3 separate regions of the Mus musculus genome follow, and all the other regions are linked to region 1. Evidence: chromatin loops called from intact Hi-C (ENCODE). Cell type or tissue: left cerebral cortex. All regions are shown on one strand.

Evidence for each region. Peaks named below come from ENCODE experiments on the same cell type or tissue, not always from the same donor. Only the 100,000 strongest peaks of a DNase experiment are listed, where the experiment ranks them.
Region 2: it touches region 1 in a loop (13-fold over the local background); 9 of 42 quality-filtered maps call a loop at or near these places.
Region 3: a loop joins it to region 1, with 16 times the contacts of the local background. A loop is called at or near these places in 32 of 42 quality-filtered maps.

What each region holds. Positions count from the first base shown.
Region 1 is chr9:24,513,345-24,521,344 of GRCm38, reverse strand. No RefSeq gene overlaps it. Among named protein-coding and RNA genes, the nearest start is that of Dpy19l1, 14 kb to the right of the region's middle. In left cerebral cortex, a CTCF peak has its summit at 4,289 (motif pointing right); DNase peaks (open chromatin) are centred at 4,359 and 5,376; H3K27ac peaks cover 999 bases.
Region 2 is chr9:23,458,511-23,466,510 of GRCm38, reverse strand. The region is part of intron 13 of Bmper (BMP-binding endothelial regulator); the gene reads right to left. Among named protein-coding and RNA genes, the nearest start is that of Gm39311, 120 kb to the left of the region's middle. In left cerebral cortex, a CTCF peak has its summit at 3,130 (motif pointing left); DNase peaks (open chromatin) are centred at 3,124, 3,372, 5,571 and 7,771; H3K27ac peaks cover 946 bases.
Region 3 is chr9:24,114,974-24,122,973 of GRCm38, reverse strand. All of the region lies in intron 2 of Npsr1 (neuropeptide S receptor 1), which reads right to left. Among named protein-coding and RNA genes, the nearest start is that of Npsr1, 21 kb to the right of the region's middle. In left cerebral cortex, a CTCF peak has its summit at 3,373 (motif pointing left); a DNase peak (open chromatin) is centred at 3,355.

The DNA.
Region 1 (8,000 bases):
CTAAAAATTGTCAGTCCTGGTGTTAAAAGACTCAACTGGCTTATCGTGATAGATGTTTGTAGTTCCATTACCTAATAAGAGGATGGGAAGGAATTGACACGGGAAAATTAGGAAAATTCAAGGCCATCCTCTGCTACATCATGAGTTTGAGGCCACCAGGGACTTTATAAGACCTTGTATCTCCTTCTTCTCCTTCTCCTCCTCTTCCTCTTCCTCCTCCTTCTTCTCTTCTTCCTCTTCTTCATCATCACAATCATCATCATGATTATCGTTATCAAATATAATAATAATAATAAATCCCAAAGAAAGTCTAGACAATGTATTATGTTCAGAGAATATATGATATATGTAGATGTATATAATGATATAAATGGGTTATTAGTTTCCCTATACTACATTATATAGTCCATGAAATTTAGTGGGGAAAGGAGGATTTCAACAACTTGAGTCAAGATGAATCATAGGTCTAAAGTCTAAAGCTGGATGTTTTGTAAGCAAACATATGGGGAAAATTATTACATCATATGGTCTGCTAAGAGAATCCTTGTATATGACCCCCTAAACCTGATGTATACATGTAACATTGAATTTAGTCAAAGATTGAGAATTTTTCCAGCAAAACTAATGACAAAAGAACAAAGACAAGTCAAACTACTACAAAAACATTTTTAGAATATGTAGATGCCAAACAGGCTTGCATCCAGCATATATAAAGTGTTCGCCATCTAACAATATGGAAACAACAAGATTCTAAAACATGTCACAAATTTAAATAGCTACTTCAACTACCTTATATGTGTAGGTACATATGTATATGAATGCAGTAGCAAACAGGCACATGATAAGACAGTCTCATTAGTCATTAGGGCAACACAAATCAAATCCAAGTTATTCATAACCCTAATTTTGAATGCTAAAGTTTCGATTAACATATAACATTATAAATGCTAGTTAGAACTCAGAGTCACCTCAGTAACTGAGGAAAGTGTTCAACAGTACACTGTAAGATCTCTCAAACATGGCTCTTCAATATGACCAGTTATCTCACAGGAAGGTATGCATCCAAACAAATGAAAACTGATATTGACACAGAAGCACTATGCAAATGAACTGCGGCAGCTTACCTGTAACCCATGACAGCTGGGAACTACTGAGATGAACTTTCGGTAGTCAAGGGATGAACAATGAAGAGGAAACTCAGTCAAAGGACAAAACAAGTTGTTGATCTGTGCAACACACATTAGACACTAAGTTTAAAAAGAGAGACTCAAAAGCTGAATATGGTGAACCTGTTAACACAAAATCTTGGAAAAGGTGAAATTATAGGGAGGAAGATGAGGTCAGTGGATGACAGAGTTCAGACAGAAAGAGTTACAGTAAATAGGGCAGTTGGAACATTTGGGAAGAGCTCTACACAGTTGGGTAGATTTGTAAAAGTATCTTTACTCAAAATGAGTGAACATCATTATATGTAAATTAAGAAATTTAAATTAGTGTTAAATTAGAAAATTAAGAATTTAAGTTAGTGTTAAATTAACTTAAGATTTACACATTTTAAATTAAATAATTGATGCAAGTAAGGAGACCGAGGATGGAGGATTTTGGGTTTGAGGCAACCTGGGATACATAATTAGTTACAGGCCAACCTGGGCTACAGAGTGTGAGACCTTTTATCAAGAAGAAGATGAAAAAGAAGAGGTAGAAGAGAGGGCAAATGTGCATACAAAAGCAGTTTTCCTTTATAATAATTTTCATTAGTAAGGGGTTTTGAGTCGTCTGTCTGATTTATAACAAACCTATAAAATAGGTTCATTTACCCCCAAATTACAAATGATGAAACCCAGATTCAGCAAAGACACAAACACTTATTGTCCTTGTAACTAGGAAGAGGCTGGGCATTGAGAGTCTTCTGGCTATAAGGGCTGAGTTCCATGATGAGCTTGTTCACAGACAGCAACACAAACACTCCATATATATATATATATCCACAAGCACACACTGCAAAGATACTTGTAAATTCAGACCCACATGTGAGACTCTGCCACTAACAGCAATATTCAAATGTGCAGAATGGAAATTGTGTTGTTTTGATCATTATCCTATTTAGCATATATAAAGTGCCATGAGTTGCAGACCCTGTTTCCTTGGAAATTGCTGTTTCTAGGAAATAGCAATTATGTTGCAGAGGATACCATTCCAAACTGCAGCAAGTGAAATGCACATGATCCCTGCCCTCATTACGTTTCTGGTCCAGCAAGCCTATTTAAAGCACAATAAAAAAAATGTGGAGAGATGCATACATAGTCATGAGGTCTATGAAGGTGAAATCAACTAAGGCCAGGAGACTGAGTAAGAGAAGGGTCTGTGTGAGACTTAGACCTCCTGAGGTGGCGTGTTAGATGGAGAGATCTGACTGAAACGAAAGGTCGTGGGGAGCATTAGAGAGGTCTAGGAAGGTTTCCCAGTCTATAAAAATGGCTAACACGTGTGCCAGAATACTGGGCATATTTACAGTGTGGCTGGGTGAGCTGGCAGAGCTGAGAGGGGAAGACGCGTTGTAACGGCATATCCCTGTAGCTGGCTTCTAATTTTCCCATGTACATTTATCTCTCTGGGTAGCCTCAAATTCTTTATAGAGTCATCCCTTGTGCTTCCTTTATTTAGCCTCACTGCTTCTGACCTTGACACTGCACTGGGCATGGAGCAGATTCTGAACAAAGTCGTGATGGGTGAAGATGTTAGAGTAGCGCAGTAGAAGAAGCAGCTGCAGGCCAGTAAGTCCATAACAGGAGAGCCACGATTTCCCAGAGTACTTCATATTTGTCCTGGTTTGCTTTCTGTCATGGTGATACACATCCAAACCAAAAGCAACTTCCAGGCCCATCATCTGTGGAAACCAGGGCAGGAGCTTGAGGCAGGAATGTGGAGGCAGGAACTGAAGCAGAGACTACAGGGACCTGCTTACTGGCTTGCTCTCCATGACCTGCTCGGCTTGCTTTCTTTTAGCTGCCCAGGGGAGTCACTGCCCATGATGGGCTGGACTTCCACATCCACTTTTAATAAAGAAAATGTCCCCATAAACATGCCCATGTGCCAAACTGACAGAGATAATTCCTTGATGGAGGTTCCCTCTTTGCAGATGTTTCTAGATTCTGTTAAGTTGTCAAAAACCAACCAATCATATATTACTCTTAGGTCTAATAGAGAGTTCTGCTAAGGGCAATGCCCTCAGTTGACCATGGTGGCACTCAGCATCAACTACCCAGGGTTGATCCAGTGCCCATTCAGGGCTAATGCTCCACTGTGACACTCAGGCCACAAAGTATCCCATGTCCTCAAGGTGCCCAGGCCCCTTAGAGACACTAGTAGTTCTTTAAGGAGACTATTAGGAAGGTGTTTTTCCTACAAAGTGTTCTGTAGGACCATGGCTTTCCACTTGGGCAAAGATGTTATTACTCCACTGTGGGCTTCTGACATGACACAGGGACAGTGGAGACTCACCCGGCACTGAGTCACTTTGTCCTCAGAGGATTTCCACATACCACTCTAGAAGCTCGGATACTTTCTTGTATGAACAAAATCATAGATAGGAGTTAAGCAAAATCAACTAGGCTTTTGAAATGGTTTGCTTCTGCCCTAGGACTTTACAGAGCCTTAAGCATCCTAAAATGGCAATATTCCTTTGTAAAATGCTTACAGAATGCATAGTGGATTGGTGTCCTTGATGACTTAGCAAAATGTACTCTACACACATCTCTGTTAGCTTCACGACTGTATATTGCCTAATTAGCTGCAATTGAATTTTTTTAGACAATAAGCAAAATTATAACCTAGGTTTGCCATATGGGAAGCTTTCCCTACTCCCAAACATTTCTCCTGTTTTCCTTATCCTGTATCTCTTTTCCTCTCCACTCCTCTCCTCTCCTCTCCTCTCCTCTCCTCTCCTCTCCTCTCATCTCCTTATCACCTTCCCCATTTCCTAATCCCTCCTCACTTATTCTCTATATTATACAAGAACATCTTGAATAAAATAAACTCAGAAAGCAAATAGAAACTTAGCAGTGATCATTTTTAACTGGCTATAGAGCTCTTGGAAGGAAAAACTATGAAAAAATGATATCTTAAAGACATAAATAACACATAATTATTGACTTAAGTGCTCTGTGAATGCCAAATGAAGATATATTATATGTGTCTATGAATTTATCTCTGAAAATATATTACACATATCTCTGAATGAATGTGCTCACTAGGCATTGAGCACAGTGCTGCTGTGATGCGCTGCAGTACACTAGGGGGAGCCATTCATCGGGATTCTGTGTAACCATCCTCTGGAGTACAAACTTAGAATGCTGCAGTAGATACAGCCAAGGAAGCAGATGACAACTGAGGATCTTAACAGGGCATGGTTAACTCAGGAAAGACGCTAGACCAGCACGCACCCAGAACACACATTTTTCCTGTAAGTAACAGAGTAGGCAGGTGGGATGACTCCCATCTACCTCTACAGCACTGTCTGTACTCAGTTCCGAACAGACTACCAAGTTATGAGAGAAGAGGCAGCAAGAAAATCAAGGCAGGCGGTCGGCTCGGTGCCACCTCTCAAAGAAGACAGAGCCACCTGCGCACAGCAAGATTCCAGGAAAAGCCAGAGTGCCCTGGAGCCTGTTCCTAGAGACCAGCAGTCACTGGGTGTGTTCGTGCTGTAGGATCCTGGTGGGAAGGAGCTGCCCCTGGATGCCAACAGGAAGGAAGAAATCCAGGCTGGCAGAAGGCTTGTGTAATGCTTTAACCTCCATTGCTTCCAAAGGCTCAGAAGTCATCTGGCTAATTCTGCAGTGAGTGGATGAATTGATTCTAGCCAAGCAGCTGAAAAATCCCCGAGTGATCCTGGAAGTCACTTTCTTGTAGCCAACAGCACAGAGAATGACTCTCGAGTTTAAACAGCAAGAATGTATTAACTTACACTGCTTTGGGAGTTGGCGCATTCAGCCAGGAGGTTTTCATCCTTTGCTGATGACAGTCTCTAGGGCTAGGCTTCTCTTGGGAACTTTTCCATTTGTAATGCCCAGAGCCTGGGCTGGGAAGAAGTACACATCTGAGGCTGGTATCCTGAGGATGGCTGGTACCTCTCGCTGCCACAGTGGGGTCTCTCCTTCTGCACCTCCTGGCATGGTGACCAACTGGATCCAAAAGTGCTTGTCTCAGGTGGAATTGCCAGTTTCTTTTGTGATTAGCTGCTCTGGGACCAGGAGGCTGGTCACCGTGTTATTTCCAGCACTCATTCCTGGGGGCAGAGAGAAGTATTGCCTGGGATCCTGGAAGCAAGCCCAAACCCCTCAGAATCAAAGGATATGTAGGTTGTTTGGAGAGTCCAGCGGGCCTAAGTTTCTCATCGGTTAAGTGCAGCTGATAACTTGCAATGGAGTTCCGTGGAGCATGGGGGCATAGCTGGGCTGATGAGGCAGATGGAGTCACCTGGTGAACACTGGCATTCTGCCCAAACAGAATATGGAGGAAGACTAACTTGCAGCTGGCACTATATGCCTTACTGCTTTGAGCCTGAAAGTCACAGTTTCTCATTCACAGGGCACTACAGAACAGATAACCACCCAAACAGTAAAAAAGAGTATTTTCCCCCCTTTAGAGTAGCATTAAAGTCATTTTGAATGAGACAGGAATATTGCCAGTCAGTAGTTTTGCTTTTGATCCAAATCAAGTGCTTAGACCTGTCACTCAATCTCCGTCCAGCAGGCTCAGTCAAGAGCGGTAGTGAGTTAGTTGCCATTGGCGTAGTTACCAGAAACCATTCCATTTGTGTAAGATGGATAAACATCTTGTTTTATACTCTTTTCAGTAGTCATACAGTTACGTTCATCAACTCTTGGTTTAGAAACATTAAAAAGACAGCTGTATGAGCCCACCCACTCAGGAAAACATCAGGTGCTCAAGTACAGGAGTGTTTGGAGTGAGACTGGACTTTGGAAAGGGCCTGGAACCAAAGACTAGTGGCACATGGCATTTTCTGACTGGGACATTTTGTCCCCCCTCCTTCCTTCCTTTCCCCTCCCTCTTTCCCTTACTCTTCTCTCAGTGTGCTGTACACCTCCTCTGGTGTCATGCCGCCCCTACCACGTTCCTTTTCTGAGTTGGAGCTCCGCCCTTGCCTAACTCAATGCTCGCCCAGTACAACAGTACTATCCATCACAGACTTGGGATTCATGGTGAGGGCTATCTTCAACAATTCATTGCCGAGTTAGGGCAGAGCATGGCTTTCTTCATATTTGCCCTCAAAATCACACCTGTTGCCCAACCCCTAGTAGGCCCTGAAGTTCCAAATCAATGTTGTTGTTGTTTTTAATCCTCAAATTCCCCAACCAACAAGGCCTTGAGAATGTTGAGATAATTAATTGATATATTAGTATGAACTTATATCTCTTATGGCCATTGTGATCATTTGGAATCTAGCCAAAGGAAACATACTGATGTTTCAAAACTAACTTCCCCCATATAATTTCTTCTTTTTAATGAAATATCCTCAAATGCGTTCTATGTAAGAAAGGACTGGGGGAAAGAAGATATATAAGAATACTGAACTGAATCCTGAAGCCCTGGCATTTCCACACAGACATTATGTAGATCCTTTGGCTTTTGTCTAAATAACACTCATGTGTGGGTTGAATTCAGCAGTGTATCACTTAGTATCTGCAGCCCAGAGACACACACGGGATCCACGAAGCTATTCATTTGAAATGAAAAAGAACATAATTTGGGGGTGGATTTCTGGAAGAAACGTGAAGGCAAGAGGAAATAAGCACTGAGAGCAGAGCAGTCAGAGTTCACCCTTTCCAGGGCGACTGACATCCATCTCGGTTTTGCTTTTATTAAAGCTTTGCAGACTCTTCTAACTGGATGGGAATGCAAGACGTGTGTGCTTCCTCCCTTCAGGGTACCAACGAATGACTCCACTAAAGTGACGTGACTGCTGTGGCACATCTGAGGACCAAATGACCCCAGGAAGCACTTACATGTGTCCCTGGAGAAGCCCTGATTTCTTCCTTCATGATGAGTCACGTGACCTTTCAGAGACCATTCCCAGTCAAGGAATTGAATTCTTTAGCAACAATAACTCTGGGCCTTATCCTGAAGCCTGGGGTCCTCCCCAGATGCCCCAAGCTTACTCTGCAGGCATCCTAGAAACCCCCATTCCTAGTTCCCAGCCGCTACTTGGCACTACAGGCTTTGGTTTTACCACCAAGTACTGTTTTAAAAATCTGTTTTCAGGAAGGCTGGAAGACTGACATGCACTGCTGATGTCTTGTTTTGTGTGTCTTCCAACTACGTTTCCAACTTGGTTATATAAATATCCCCCATTCACGTTTATTTTCCAAGCCAGTGGCTTCCTAGCCATGATGGTGTCACAACACACTGGCGTGCTGCTATGGGCTGTGAGCAATGGAAAAGTCATTTGTTACTAACAATAGAATGTCAGTCTGCCAGGGGCTTAGTTATACGTATATAAATTAAAGGGAAGTCAACTTAATCCCCATAAAATGCCACACTCTGTTGCTCTGTACATACTTCTGAAAGCCTATGATTGGAATGACGGCCACATTTCCAAAGAAGTAATTTTGAGGTTTTAAGAGAAAGTACAAAACACAGTGCCTGGCCTTTCATGTACACTGTAACAGCAAATGCAGTAGTATTAGGGCAGAGTAGGAGAGACCTGCTTGAGTCTACTCTTGACCTGCTGTGTAACCTTGAATGAGTTACTCAGTGTCTCTGTGTCCTTCTGCTACGATACTGGGAATGACAGCACGCACCTTGCACAATGCAGTGAGAATTACACATGCTCATGTTTGGCAAGGACTGAAACAGTGCCAGTACCTTTGAGTGTTCCCATTTAGAACACTGAGGTTTCCCCCTTGCTTTTGCCCTGCTGTCTGACCAGTCTGCCTTTGGGTGGGAAGAGCAAACTCGCCTTTACTGTGATGAGTAAC
Region 2 (8,000 bases), 1.1 Mb after region 1:
ACTATCTTAGGCTGGTTGATGTTTGGGAAACTCAGAGAAGAGGTCAAGAGAAGTGAGAGGCAGCCATGGTCAAGTGGGTCAGCTACCATGAGACTACTAAATGATTCATCTACACTTTAACCCTTAAAATTCTGCCCTCATTGTTGAATCTGAGTTTCAAAGAAGCATCCAGGCTTGGTAACAATGGAGAGGTGGCCTATCTATATCACATTATGCATCAAAAAAATCTGATCCAGGTAACAGAGGTCCACATTCTCCTGAAGGCTATATGGACACTTAAACACACTTGGGCTTACCTGTCCACAAGAGGGAAATGGCACTGTAATATGTAAAGAGAGGCTACTGGATCCAATGACTTGGACCAAGGTGTGAGTTGTTTTATTGGGTTAAAGAAAGAATAGAAAAGCTTGCAGAGCCAACACAGGAAGAAATTTCTATTTCTATTTCTATTTCCAGATCATTCCTGTGTGGGCCAGCTACAGTTTGGCACCACTGTCGCATTTGTCCACTGTGACACAAATTCTGACCAGAATATTATGACTGCTGGGGTTGGCAGGACAGCACTCCAAGTCTGAGCTGCTCTGTAGTGTGTGAACAAAGCCATAGAGCACTGAGGATGGGAGTCTAGCTGGCTTTTCTTGTTACCGATACAAAAGAGATCTGGGGCCCAGCCTCATCCCTCCCCTCCTCCACTTTACCCCAGGTTAGACCTTTGGCTGACTCCTAAGTGAAAGACTCCTAGTGAAGTCTATGCTTATCGAAGGAAGAAAGCAAGACACATAGACTAAAGCAGACAGTCTTCACTGAAAAGGAGAGGGGGAGGAGAGGGGGGGAGGGGAGGGAGAGAGAGAGAGAGAGAGAGAGAGAGAGAGAGAGAGAGAGAGAGAGAGAGAGAACACGAAGACTAAATATCAAACTCTAAACAATCTGTTGTGGCAGAAAGCCAGTGCAATTGAGAAGTTGTGGACAGATTCCATTGGGTGTGTCAAGGGCAGCCAGAAGGCCTTCCTGTTGCAAGATACATGAGATGGACCTTGAGCATCTGTGGAATTTTCTTGGTTACAGAACCAAGCAAATTGGGAAATTACAGAAAAGGGAGGGGCTGTGGGGTAGGGTTTCCAGATCTTCATATCCTAGACTGGACAGTCAGTCACATGGTCAACTTCTCAACACACACGGATAGACATACAAAAAAGAAGTCTCACTGGACAATTGTGTGGCCTAGAAGAACAGTCTGCACACCATCTGACTCTGACACTTCTTTCTTCTTGGCATCCAGTCCTCTAGAGATCACGTCTGTCTACTGAAATGACACAGAATGAACCCTGGTGTGCCAGGCTACAATGACCCTTCCGTTCCTTCCAAGGTAACCACAAGTTTACAAGGTTACATTCCTGCCTTCGGAGTCCTTCCTTCCTTGAAGTCTGCCCCCACTCCGGCCTTGGGAACAGTGAATGTGCAACAACTAAGTTAACAAAAGCCTTACCAAGCCATCTCGATAGAGAGGTATTTACAGTGAATGCCTGCTGTAATTGCCGGACTTTTATACACGATATACTATACTGCTCATCAGGACCTTTTAAAAAAGAAAACTACTTAAGACTACAGATACTGGGAAATTCTCATCTATTTACTACCTAGCCCACATTGTGGCAGAACTCTCAATCCTCCTGCCTCAGTCTATTTTGTGCTGGGAATACAGGACATGCACGACTGCACTTCACACAAATTGATTTTTTAATCATTATAACATTGCCTGAGAGATAAATGGCATTGCCTGAATAGCAGAAGCAGGAAAAGCACAAGAAACCCAGCACAGGCCATTATCCTCTGAGCTTCTTTGGAAGCTGATATTTTTGTGGACTAACATAGGTCTCTGTGATTACAGAGATTTATTTTAAAGGTAACAGTGCTTACTGTGGTTTTAACTTCTATAATTAATTGAAGTGGTCATATGAAATAATGGGTTTCTTTATTAAGCTTTCATATATGTATATCATTGCACTCTGATCCTCTGCATACACATCCACGACCTGGCCTCATTCTCCATCCCCATTCTGCACATGGGAACACATGGCATGTGTCTGTTTGCCCTTCTGTTACCTTCTCTTGTCCCTTCTTCCTTTTGATAGCTTCCTTGTTCTATATAGCACCTTCTACTTTTATACAAGGATATGAATATTAAAAGAAGTCCTACATGTGTCTATCCAGCAGAGTTGTGATTTTTAACAGCTATCATGCTTATTCTGGTACCTAAAAGGCATCCCTTCTTCATAACGTCATATATCAGACCACATGTGCCTATTAAGACACTGGTCCCCAGAGTTAATGCTGGCACAAGTTTCATTTTTATGGCAATCTTAGGCTATGATGTCAAAGATGCTCTGACTAAAATTTTTGAGACAAGGGGTGCTTGAGATTTCAAATCTTTCCAAAATATATACATATACAGACACAACCACATACATACATTATTCTTGGACACAAAAGGCACGTCTAAAACCCAAATTAATTCTATTTTACATATACCTTGCATACACAGCTACAGTTGCATCCCCTTAGTGTACTTGTAGTTTAATTGAAACCCATCCCATTGCAGTGAGGTGCAGAGTTTGTGGAACTTTCTACTTGAGGCATCACATTGATGCTCAGAAGGTTCCGAGTTGGACACATGCTCTTCCTGTAAAAACTGTCATGCTGTCAGGCATACCCCCTTAGCTATGGAGAGCAAACGGCTGTTGCAGGTGGGGACATCATCTTCTTGAATGGTATAGCCACTGAGGACCAGTTGGGAAGAATAAAGGGTTCAAAAGGAAAGGGTGGGATTGCCAGTGAATAAAAGGGGTTGAATGCAATTATAATGGTGTGTATATATGTGCAGCTGCCAAACAAATATTTAAAAAGAAAGAAATACCCCTGGGGAAATGAGTTGTCCTTCCTCAACTCTGAGGTATGGCTGGACCAGGAAGAGCTGACAGTGATTGCAGGCATTTGCTGGGCTCTTTCTCCTTAAGAGTTAATCCACCATGTCTCTTTGAGCTGCTCTTGGCAGAGCCTGGCATATCTTGCTAAAGGAGGGTCTCCCTCACCAGCCAAGGACAAGGAAACCTAGTCACTACCCCCCTCTAGTGGCTACAAATTAAGAGTGCCTGCTAGCAGTAAATTTTTATTCCAACATTTGCTTCTAAATCAGAAGTCTCACTCTTTTTGGAGGGTATATGATAAAGGACCACATAAAAATGGCTGTCTGGCAGAAAAATCAATCACTTTTCTCTAAAATTCGTGGTCTATCCATCACTGTCACACTCACTGTAGAACAATTGGAGGGCCAGTCAACTAAAGCCCTGTAATCTAAGGTTCTGCCCCGGGTACCTGCCAAGAAGGCTGGGAGCCTGGAATCTCACAGGCTCACTCCTCCAGAGGACAGAGCAAGGGCTGTATGTGTGGGAGAAGCCTAGACTCTATCTTTTAAACAAATTTCCTTTTGCCAAGGCATTGAGCTTTATGTGTTTTGGCTTGAAAACCAAACAACAAAAATCCTTAACTCCAACCTGCCTAACGTGAGAGAAACTTCCTCCATCACAGAGGGAATGAAAGCCAGAGCAGGGACACTACTCCCGTATACATAGCACAACACTCTGGCCACTGTGTGGAAATGGTTCTCTACCTAGGTCTCTTAGCTCTGCCCACTAAAGTAACTCACTTCTGACCCTACATATCATCATGGCTATTAGGATGTATCAAGATGGACAGCAAAAGGGAAGTGCTCCACAGCCCCAAATATGTGGGGGGAGGTGGGGAAGGAGCAGAAACCTGTCCAGCAGAACCCCCTTCCTGGGAGGGTTGCACAGCTTTCCTGCTCTCCCACTGGGCCACCTTCTTATACCCAGCAATTTGGAAGCATTCACGTCCTGACTGCTTGAGATTTTACAGAGACTTCATTGCATAGGTGTGAATCTTTGCATGCTTGCCACCGATGCTCAACTCACAGTCTCTCTCATCTCCCTGGGGACCTTCTGACATAGCAAGGAGAGAGACAGGCCAGGAGACAGGTAAGAGTTCTTGGCTCAAAATGTAAGAGAATACTTGGTCTTAGATTCCAGAAGGTGGTAGGCAAGTATTTGAGAGCAAGTGCCTTCTTGTTCTTGGGGATGAGGAGAGACCAGCAGCACCTGTAGTTCTTCCTATAGAGCTGTCTCTTGGAAGAGCAGCACGTGTGGATACAAGTTTCTCAATTGTACGTATGTGTATTTGTGGGAGTGGAGTCTGATAAGCATGGATCAAGAGGATCATAAGAAAGGAACAAGAGGCTTGGATGATTTGAAAAGGAAATACTGAAGATGGAGGAATACAGGCAGGGAGATGGGAGTGGGGACACAGTCAAGTATGTATGGAGATTCCATCAGGAGCTCAGTCAGTAAAGGTTTGGCCTTACAAGCATAGGCCTGTGCTCATCCCTGAATTCATTCCCCAGGACTCATAAAACTCTCAGCATGGTCGATATTTCTTATGCTCTCAGTGTGCGAGCACACACACACACATACACACACACACACACACACACACACACACACGCACATAAAATTTTAATGTCATGGGCAAATCTGTTATTTTATATGCTAATTAAAAATAAAATAAATAAATATTAAAAAACAAAGATGCTTTTTTTGTGAAAAGTTGGGTAAAAGACACACTGGTTTCTCTCTACTTTTTCATACAACTAAATATGGGTCTACAGTTGTCTCAAATAAAACAGAAGAAGAAAGAAAGAAAACTTGAGTGTGACCCAAAGAAACAAAGAGAAAATAAATATCTATTGTTGTACATTATATACTTAGAAGCACAATTTGTTACCATAGTAAAGAAGGAAGTAAAGACATCTATGTGCCTAATGCTTGACAAACTCCATTTTGGGTTTGTAGCTGACATAAATAGCCAGGAAGTGTGGTAGGACGCAAGTTTCCTTGCTGAAACTGTAAGTCAGAATGGTGACCACCTTTGGAGTAAGGAATAGGCAGGTAGATAGATAGGTAGACAGATAGATGGATAGATGCATAGATAGATAGATAGATAGATAGATAGATAGATAGATAGATAGATAGATAGACCAACTAAACCAGTTGTGTGCTCTTGGGCACAATATCTTCCCTCCCAGGAAATCATTTACTCTGAGTTCCATAGACAAGTAAGTATATAACAAGATATATTGTCTATGCTGCTAATCTCTAATGAAAAGAAACAAAAAGAGCCATAGCTATTATTAGAAAGGTGTAGGTGAGAGACAAGACAAGGCAGAAACCACTTGCCATTGCCCCAGCTGAATCTGCATCATGGGCAGACGAGATGGAACATGGTCGTGTCTTTTTTGTGGTTCCAGAGTGCTGCTCCTCTGCCCCACTCTCTGGGGAGTCCCGAGGTTGGCTTCTTGTATCACAGCAGAACTCTCACCGTCCAAAAGCAGTGGGGTGTTCCCAAGGGCCAAGGGAGTGAGGGAGAGGAAAGATACAGAAGGCATGCAGTATCCCAGACCACACCCCAGCCACATGCAGTAGCTGCCACCCACTTCTGCTTCAAAGGGCTGGTCCTCCCATAGGCCTTTCTCACATTAAGCAGTGGCTGGCTGCCAAGCCCCACAACCCGCAGAAGCACAAATCCTCCACCATGTGCCTTAATAATAGGGCAGCAGCAGCGGTGGCTGTTCCCAGAGGATGTGGTGCTGGGATGAGCTTTTTCAGATGCTGGGAGACTTTCATCAAGACTTCAGTGTCTTTTGGCTCAAAAATAAAACATCATTCATATCCATTCACTGCACAAGGAAGGGCCTTTCACACCCTTGCTTTGGACAGCCATGGATGCTCCAGGGTAACCAGTCAGCTGGACCAAAAGGAGCTGCTCATCCCAGGACCTGTCCCCACCCAACCCACGGTGCTGAAGCAGTCATTCTCAACTCAAAGTAAAGGAGTTCATCCACTACAGGCTCAAAAGGCAAACCAGACATTACAACCCACTGTCCCCAGGCCAGCCTCTTAGATAGGTCCCAAAAGGGTAGAAAGAAAATCCTGTTTTCAGAAGCAACTAGGAGAGGTCTGAAAGTCTTCACAACTCTTGCCTAAAACTGCATCGATGTTGTCTACATTCCACTGCTAATAAGTGGCAAAATGAGCATTCAAAATCTAGTTCAAAACTCCCTTCTCTGCATTATTATATTATTCTTTTAGTGCCTCTGGTTAAAACCTGTCCTCTCTTCAACAACAGCCCAATAGAGTCCTCAAAGAAGGCTTCTGGAATAACCTTACCAGATGAGGTGACCCCAAGGCTGCCTCTGACAACCCTGCATGCCTCTTATCATACTTGCAACTGTGTCCTCATGTGATTGGTCTCACTTGAGCCCCAGGTCAGACAAGCCTTGCTCACCAAGTTCCCTAGCCCTGTGCAGTCCCTGGTTTAGAGTGGATACTCACAACCTATCCCCTGAATGCATTATTCACACCCACTGTTAATAAGTGGTAAAGTAAGGATTGAGGAGAAGTACAGGAAGAGATGCTGATGCTAAAGAGGTGAGGAAATAGGATGGCTGGCTAAGTAGTGGTCATGGGGACTGAAGAAGAAGAGGGGAAAGGCCATAATAGGAGAAAAATCACCATTCTGCTAGTGGCTAGGGTCAAACTCAAAAGAAAGTAAAAGAAGAGAAAGAGAAGCATAAAAAATTCCTGTGCAATGGATATGAGAATTTGCTTCTGCAGAGGAGAGTGTGACAGTCAAGACCAACATCTCCATCAGTAGTTCAAGAAGGAATAAAAAAGCCCCGTGTAAATTTCCATCAATTGAGCAAAAGTGAATGAGATTTGCAGATGTCTACAGCTGAGGAAAGCCTGAAGATGTGATGGCTCTAGAGAATGAGAATGCAACTCCTCCCCAGCAACCCTCTCTCCTTCCTAGGAACCCAAAGGAAACAAACTAAAATGATAGAATAAAGTTTCCCTAACTCATATGAGACAATAATAACACGGCTACTCTTCTGGTCTTCAGTTTTAAGCTCTAACACTCACAAAGGTTACATTTTTCCGACAAGCAAAAAATGTAAAATTTAGAGAGGCTTTTCCAACGAGATTGAGGTTGATCTTTTTTTTTTTTTTTAGGTATTTTCCTCATTTACATTTCCAATGCTATCCCAAAAGTCCCCCATACCCTCCCCCCTACTCCCCTACCCACTCACTCCCACTTTTTGGCCCTAGCGTTCCCCTGTACTGGGGCATATAAAGTTTGCAAGTCCAATGGGCCTCTCTTTCCAGTGATGGCCGACTAGGCCATCTTTTGATACATATGCAGCTAGAGTCAAGAGCTCGGGGGTACTGGTTAGTTCATAATGTTGTTCCACCTATAGGGTTGCAGATCCCTTTAGCTCCTTGGGTACTTTCTCTAGCTCCTCCATTGGGAGCCCTGTGATCCATCCAATAGCTGACTGTGAGCATCCACTTCTGTGTTTGCTAGGCCCCGGCATAGTTTTATTTTTCTTCCTCAGTGTCCTTAATAATTCTTCTAAAGTGAAGGTCTCAACAACAATGAGCATGGAAACACATCTTTGTTCAGGGTGCTTGGGATTCATCAGAGGCTGGTGACAGGTATAGAATCGCAGTCTCAGCAGACCTTAAGGAAGGAACACTGACTCTCTGCAGCAGTCCTGCCGCTAACACTCCTGACAGATGGTCACCTGTCATCTGTGTCACCTGTCACCTGTGTCATCTGTCTGAGATGGGAGCTCGGTGTCTTTTTAGGAATCTCATTCCCGTGATCGACAATTACCACATCCAGCTCTCAGGAAGACTCCTCATATTTCCATATTTTAAATAAAAGTGTTCTGCAGCTCCCACCCATTTGTTCCGATTCTACCTTATGTTGCATTATAGAATTCTATTCCCGTTCACATTCCATATGACATCTTCCTCAAATACATGACATAAAATAAAAATGTCCCATTTAGAAGTGAAACTTTCGGGATA
Region 3 (8,000 bases), 400 kb after region 1:
TTAGCCAAAGTGTTCCACAGTGACACCTGCAGCATTCCTAACAGAAATCTGCTCCCTGGAACCTTCATTGTGGAGCCCTAGTGGCTCCTCAGGAGTGGTAATTTCAAGTCAGTCTTTTATATAGAAGTATCTACATATTGTGTAAGTTCCTTTGTGATTGGGTTACCTCACTCAGGATGATGCCCTCCAGGTCCATCCATTTGCCTAGAAATTTCATAAATTCATTCTTTTTAATAGCTGAGTAGTACTCTATTGTGTAAATGTACCACATTTTCTGCATCCATTCCTCTGTTGAGGGGCATCTGGGTTCTTTCCAGCTTCTGGCTATTATAAATAAGGCTGCTATGAACATAGTGGAGCATATGTCCTTCTTAATGGTTGGGACACAATATGTACTCACTGATAAGTGGATATTAGCCCAGAAACTTAGGATACCCAAGATATAAGACACAATTTGCTAAAAGCATGAAAATCAAGAAGAATGAAGACCAAAGTGTGGACACTTTGCCCCTTCTTAGAACTGGGAACAAAACACCCATGGAAGGAGTTACAGAGACAAAGTTTGGAGCTGTGACGAAAGGATGGACCATCTAGAGACTGCCATATCTGGGGATCCATCCCATAATCAGCTTCCAAACACTGACACCATTGCACACACTAGCAAGATTTTGCTGAAAGGACCCAGATAGAGCTCTCTCTTGTGAGACTATGCCGGGGCCTAGCAAACACAGAAGTGGATGCTCACAGTCAGCTATTGGATGGATCACAGGGCTCCCAATGGAGGAGCTAGAGAAAGTACCCAAGGAGCTAAAGGGATCTGCAACCCTATAGGTGTAACAACATTCTGAACTAACTAGTACCCATGAGCTCTTGACTCTAGCTGCATATGTATCAAAAGATGGCTTAGTCTGCCATCACTGGAAAGAGAGGCCCATTGGACTTGCAAACTTTATATGCCCCAGTACAGGGGAATGCCAGGGCCAAAAATGGGAGTGGGTGGGTAGGGGAATGGGTGGGAGGGTGTATTAGTCAGGGTTCTCTAGAGTCACAGAACTTATGGACAGTCTCTAGATAGTAAAGGAATTTATTGATGACTTACAGTCGGCAGCCCAATTCCCAACAATGGTTCAGTCGCAGCTGTGAATGGAAGTCCAAGGATCTAGCAGTTACTCAGTCTCACGCAGCAAGCAGGCAAAGGAGCAAGAGCAAGAGCTAGACTCCCTTCTTCCAATGTCCTTATATTGTCTCCAGCAGAAGGTGTAGCCCAGATTAAAGGTGTGTTCCACCACACCTTTAATCCCAGATGAAAGGCATAGCCCAGATTAAAGGTGTGTTCCTTAAACTCGGAGATTCAATATTCTGGAATCCATAGCCACTATGGCTCAAGATCTTCAAACCAAGATCCAGATAAGGATCTCCAAGCCTCCAGATAAGGGTCACTGGTGAGCCTTCCAATTCCGGATTGTAGTTCATTCCAAATATTGTCAAGTTGACAACCAGGAATAGCCACTACAGAGGGTATGGGGGACTTTTGGGATAGCATTGGAAATGTAAATGAGGAAAATATCTAATAAAAATTTTTTTTAAAAAGTATCTACATATACTTCAAGAATTCTTTCATTTCTCCACCAGGTAATGAGCTAACTTTGTCTTCCTCCTCCTCAACCTCCTCTCCTGCTTTCTAAATTTTGGAGTGAATTTGGGACCTTAAGGATACCAGTAAACATTCTAGTGCTGAGCACATCCACAGTCCCCATTTTTTCTTTTCATTTTGATACAGGGAATCATTGAGTTTCCCCAGATGGACTGAACTGATGGTATAACACAAATGGGTCTTGAACTTGTCAATCTCCTTTCTAATTTCCCAAGTAGCCGAAATCAGAAGCCCATGGCATCATCCTTGCTCCCTATTTTCTATTGTTGGTACAGAATGTTTTGATTATATTTAAAGTCTAATGATCATTTGCAGGCAAGTCAAAACAGTAAAAGGACTCAGGCTCTCCACACTGAAACTCGATGTTACCCTTTCAGTTTAAATCTCTCTACATTCCCCTTCCTTTACACAAAGCTCCGCCTGTGGTGTGTGCAGTTAGACTCATCAGTGACAGCCAGGAATGGTCCACTGTGCACATGGTGAGTGGGCAAGCACAGTGGTGGCACCAAAGGCAGATGGTAATTTTCTGTCCATTGGGCTACTGTGGAGACCAGCTTTCTCTCTATATAAGCAGCACATTTCAGGCTGAGGCATCCTAGCTTTGAGTAAGTGTGGAGCTGAGACCTGCCCCAATGGGAGCACCCAGTGACTAAAGCTCTAATCAAGTGACTGGTTTGCTATGTCAGTGAAGTGCAAGCCATCCTTCAGGAGTGCTGGGAAGTTCGGTGGGCTGGACTTGCTTTAGTGTTTGAAATTAGATTTGCAGGCACAAAGAGCTCTGAAAGCAAATCCAGGCTTCTTCTCCTCAGGGTTTGATGGGCAGAAGCTGTGCAAATCGTCCACACAGGTCCTCCCCATCTGAGGAAATTTTCAGATGGAAAAAGTAATTTTATTGATTTCTGCGCTCTTCCTAAAAGTTTATTTTGTCAATTTATTTATGAATTTATACAGCATGTATTGTCTGCGGCGTTATTGGATATAATCTAAAGTATTGATGCTACAAGTATTGATGCTATAATAAAACATGCAGCAGGTGTGTTCAATTAAGTTTAATCTTGTCTCATTAAATATAACTTTGAAAACATTGAATGGCTGGCTAATTTTTTTCATGGTATTCACATGTGTGCGCGCGCGTGCACGCGCACACGCACACACACACACACACACACACACACACACACACACACACACAGGGTAATGTGAGGATTCGGGGAGTTGTGGAGGAAAGGGCAATGAGGAGCTGAGGAAAGGCCGATGCAGGAGTAGTACTTCCCACAGAGCTGAGTGGAGTGGTGGAGCCTGACTGAATTCAAAGGCTTTGGTTCCTATCCAGGTGAGATACATTTTAGGTGAGAAGCTCTTTGACTTTGGTTTTCTTATTGCTAGAATAATTATAAAAATAAAATCCTCCTTAGACTGACTTGATGGTTAGCAATGATGAAGATGGAGGGGTTTAGCTTAGCTTTGTATGCAGTGTCAGAGGAAGGATTACATCCTTTCTTCAATTGCTGGAGAGTTCTGAGGGTGGCAGACCTTTGCTCGTGGTGCTCACATTCTCCCTGTTCACCCCGTTATCTGAATCAATCTGATGTCCTGTCATCTAAGCTTATCAGAGTCTCTGCCCATAACCTTACATCTAATGCATCCTGATGGTGGCCAATACCATTCTTGACCTTCACAGAATATAGTTGAGGACTAAATGCCCCCTAGTGGCCACATGAAACAGGATTCCAGTCAGATGCCTCACAACTGGATTGAAACCATACTAGAATTTGCCATTTTTCTTTTTAAATTTATTTTTACATTGATTATTATTATTTATTTTTTGCATCGGAATGTGTTTGTGTGAGAGTGCGTACACACTCATGCATGCCATGGTGCATATGTTGAGATAAACAGAAAACCTTGGAAGTCAGTACTCTTTTTCTACCATGTGAGTTCCCAGATGGAACATGATACTGTTTCTTACTGAGGCCCATCTATGGGATGAATTTAGAATCTTCAATACCTAAATGTAGAGTTCTCTCAGCTCTGTGGTTGATGTCTTATAACTAATTGACTTTGAAACAGGATAACTGGCTGGTGTGGTGATGTCAGCTGCCTGAGTGATAGCCTCAGAGTAGTGCAGCTCAGCTCTGAAGAGATAAATCATAGGAGTCCATGATAAGTGTCATGTCAGCCAGAACTGACACAGGACTGACAGTGTGTGTGTGCATGTGTGTGTGTGGGTGACACTGAGTCTAGATCCCCTTGATGATCTTGACATCTGTATGGGTGTGCTGCCTAGTTGGATGTAAATCTGACACAAGCTGGAATAAATTGGGAAAAGGGAGCCTCAGTTGAGAAAATTCCTCCCCTGGATTGGGTCATGGGACAGTTTCTTGATTGATGCTTGATGTGTACCCTGCCATTTCTAGACTGGTAGTCCTAGGTCCTGGTGGTCCTAGGATGGCTGAGCAAAGCAAGAAAAAAAAAAAGCCAGCCAACAGCACTCCTCCATGGCTTAGACATCAGTTCTTGTCTCCATGTTCCCAACCTTCTTGAGTTCCTGCTCTGCTTTATTCACTAACTGATGGTTACCTGGAAGAGTGAAGTAAATAAACCCTTTCCTCCCCAAGTTGCTTTTTGGCCCTGATCTTCTATCACAGCAATAAGAGCCCAAAGACAATGGCCCACAGTAAATGTTAACTAACATATTAGATGGATTAAAGGATGACAAATACAGAGAGGTTCATTTGCAATGGGAGATTGAAACCATTTAGTCTTTCTACTTGACTCTGGGCATGTCAGGCTTTGCTGGAGTGCAAGTCATGATTTAGCTAGATGTAGTCGGAACTATCTTTCCCATAGAAGTCCTAGAATATGGAAAACAAAAGCTTGAAGTGTATTTATCAGTTGTAAAGTGAGTGGCTTCTTTGGCTCATCACATTACTACCATAGTGCATATGTAGTAGCATGCGTTTTGATCACAGACCAGGCTCTGGGCATCCCCGGGGAAGCCTTCCATGTTGACAATACTCCCATCAGAACCTGGCTGCTATAGTGTCCCTGTGTTCAGTCTTTTCCAATAAGCAAATGTGGAAGACACAAGAGGGTCTCTTGGCTTGCAAACCCTGTAGCCTGGATTCTGATGCAGCTTTGCACACAGGAAAGTTCATGCTATTCCTGCCCACTTGGTGGGTTTCTTTCACACCTCGGGCAGAGACAGTAACATTGCCTCACACTGTAATTTATGCCTTCATGTTGAAAACAATCATCTTCATTCTGATCCAAACAGTGTTCCAAGCTTGGCTTGGAAGCTGGGCTAGAGTAAGCCTAAGGTCAATTCTGATTACACATTTTGGACACTGGAGCAATGTGTGGCTGCCGCATGACAGTAATCACTAATCACAAATCACAAGTGACAGAAAGATTCAACTACCTCATCCGCTCTGCGTGAGGTTAGAGAGCTGTGCATCCTTACATTTCCTTGCTATGTTTTGTGGATGCTGTTACTTATGTGATGCTGAAAACTGATATTTCAAACGCAGGAAGGAGTAAATATCTGATACTTTTCAAGTCAGGAAATGAAATTGCAGAAAAAGACTCAATGATAAATGCATATAGCCTTGGTTCTCAGCAAGCAGCAAAGACTTTCCTTCTACTGAGAACTGTGTGGCTTTTCACCCAACTACTGAGTCCCAATTAAAGCTCTTGGTTTTTTGTTTGTTTGTTTGTTTGTTTGTTTGTTTTTGGGTTAGCTGGGAATACCAAAAGCAAAAATATGAATTCTTAATTTTATTGAGAATATAAGATATCCATATGCCTAAACGGACATTACAGTGAGACAGTCAGAGACAGATTGCAAAGGTGTGATTCCTGAAGATGCTTAATTAGACATGGGCAGTTTGCCTTTCTACTAAGCCCTGGAGATGTCTGGACAGTTACTGAAGAGTTAGCAATTTCTTGCTCAGCACTTTGTCTTATCTTTTCTCATCCAGTATTTCTTTCCAAACTCTGCCAAGTGGTCAATAGCCCACTGACTGACATGGAAACCCAGAGGTAGGACTGCCCTTATTCAGAGGGCTACCTTCAATCTTGCCTAAAGCCATCTTCTGAATACGGAGTTTTGAGAAATCTTATTTATTTATTTATTTATTTAAATATCTAAGATGACTAACCCCCCCAGCAACTCAGCTGTAATACCTTTGCAATAACAATTGGAGTATTGGCATCCCAACTGCTTTTCTGTATTCACCATCTCCAGCTGTCTTACCTAGAGCTAGCTAAGATTTCTACCTTGTATTATCTAGCTCATTTTCATATGCATACACTGTGAGAAAAAAACCCAAAATATTTTAAAGGTATGTATAAATGGGTACTTAATTCTCATTTTCTTCTTTTGGAGACTTTTAATAATTCTTTGATAGACATGTAGAACAGAGATAGAGACAGTATCTCTAAAATATCTGGTCCTATCTGGGGCTGGCAAAGCAGATTGGTGGAAGAACTTCTGGACAATGAGTGCCTGGCTGGCTGGCAGGCAGGCTGGCTAGCTGAGATAGGAGTTTAGGATAAAACTTGTTCTATGCAGTATAGCAGGACTGTGGATCAACCTATCTAGAGTAGCTGTGGCCTAAGAGTCATTCTATAAACTTCTGAGGATTGAACCAGGGGAGGTATTTACCTTGAGAAGAGACTGGGCTAATACACAGTTGTACAGAAAGAATGCTCAGAACAAAAATGGAAACTTGTCTTAGAAATAGTATAACTGTGAATATCATTCAGTTGGCTTACAGTTCGCAGGGTTATATGGGAGTCTAAACCACAGAGTTCATAGTCAAATGGTGAGGGCAAAGATTGTAAAAAAAAAAATGGCTTTCGGGAAAATGTTTATGAATGAACATCCCAAATGAGGAACTTGAAGTGAGGTTGTCATGGTTGACCAGAGCTTGCATTCTAAAAATATAGACTCACAAGGTGAGTTGAGTCTGAAGACCTGAAAAATAGTCAAGCAAAGAATTGACAGTAGGGAAGATAGGTTGAGCAAAAGGCACTTCTTGAGGAGAGATCCTGGCTGTCTAGACATGTACATGATGGGCACCAAGTAAACAAGATTGATAATGAGGAAGCAGAGCTGAATAATGAAAGACACCTCGCAAAATGGGGCATGGTCTGTCCTAGATCTTGTCTCGAGCTAGGAGAATTCTTGGAGAAAAGACTATCTGGATCTTCAGTGACACCACCATCTTCACAGGTAGCAGATTTTAAATGTGTGCTTCTTTCCACCAACTCCAGATAACCATCTAAAATATATTTCTTAGTTTAGCATCTAGGACATGTTCAATGACTGCATGCACATTTCTTGTTTGTGCAGGGAGGATTAGTCAACTGGTTTGAAGTGTTTAATCAGCAGTGCTGGGAGCCATAGACTAAGCTTAATTGAATGTGTTAATTTCCTGTTCCATATCATTTTCAGTCAGAAAGGACTTGGAGCATGGAACTATGTTCACATTATTATGAGATTCAGTGTTCTGGTTGCCAGGAAACTTTAGATTCAACCAGCAACAGAAATACCAATGTTCCTTATGCACCTCAAAGGTGGCTCTTGTGACTCTTTCTTGGCACACAAGAGGATGTCCTTATTAACACAAATGAGGTAGATTGGAAGCTTTGAAACAATTAAATTCTGAGGTTCCATTTGAATTCCCACAATGTATCAAGCCACAGCTGTGAGAAATCATCTGAAACCCTATTGTGCTTTGAGTCTATGGAGTAATTAATATTTGCTGAATAAACAAACCAAGTGTCTGCTATGAACGAAGAACTAGGATTAACATTTAAATTGCTATTTAATCTCTAGACTCTTGAGATAATAAAAACTAACATTTGGATAAATCAGGTCCAAATCTCTACAATCAAGTAGAAGTCAAGCTATTCCATCCTTCACAGCCCACATGGAATTGATTTCAGCATTTTTCCTACCACAATCCACCTGTGCTCAAATCTCCTTAATAAAATGCTGTAATCATAGCACATAGCCCTTGCCCATCCTCCTGTGTACTTTACCGCATACCTAAATTACTTATAATACTCAGTGCAATGCAAATTCTGTGTATATGGTTGTTATACTGTACTTCTTGGAAAATAATGACAAGAAACAGGTCTCTATGTGTTCAGGGCAGACCTTTGGTAACAAATTTTTAGTGTTTGAATGTGGATGCAGAATCCACAGATATGTAGGGCTAACTATAATTAGTGTAAAAAAATGAAAAGATAGATTTCTTCCTGATGAGACATGCAATTGATAAAACCAAGGCAGTAGGGATGTGTCGTTTTGTCTGGAAGGTGGTGTCTGAAGAATTCT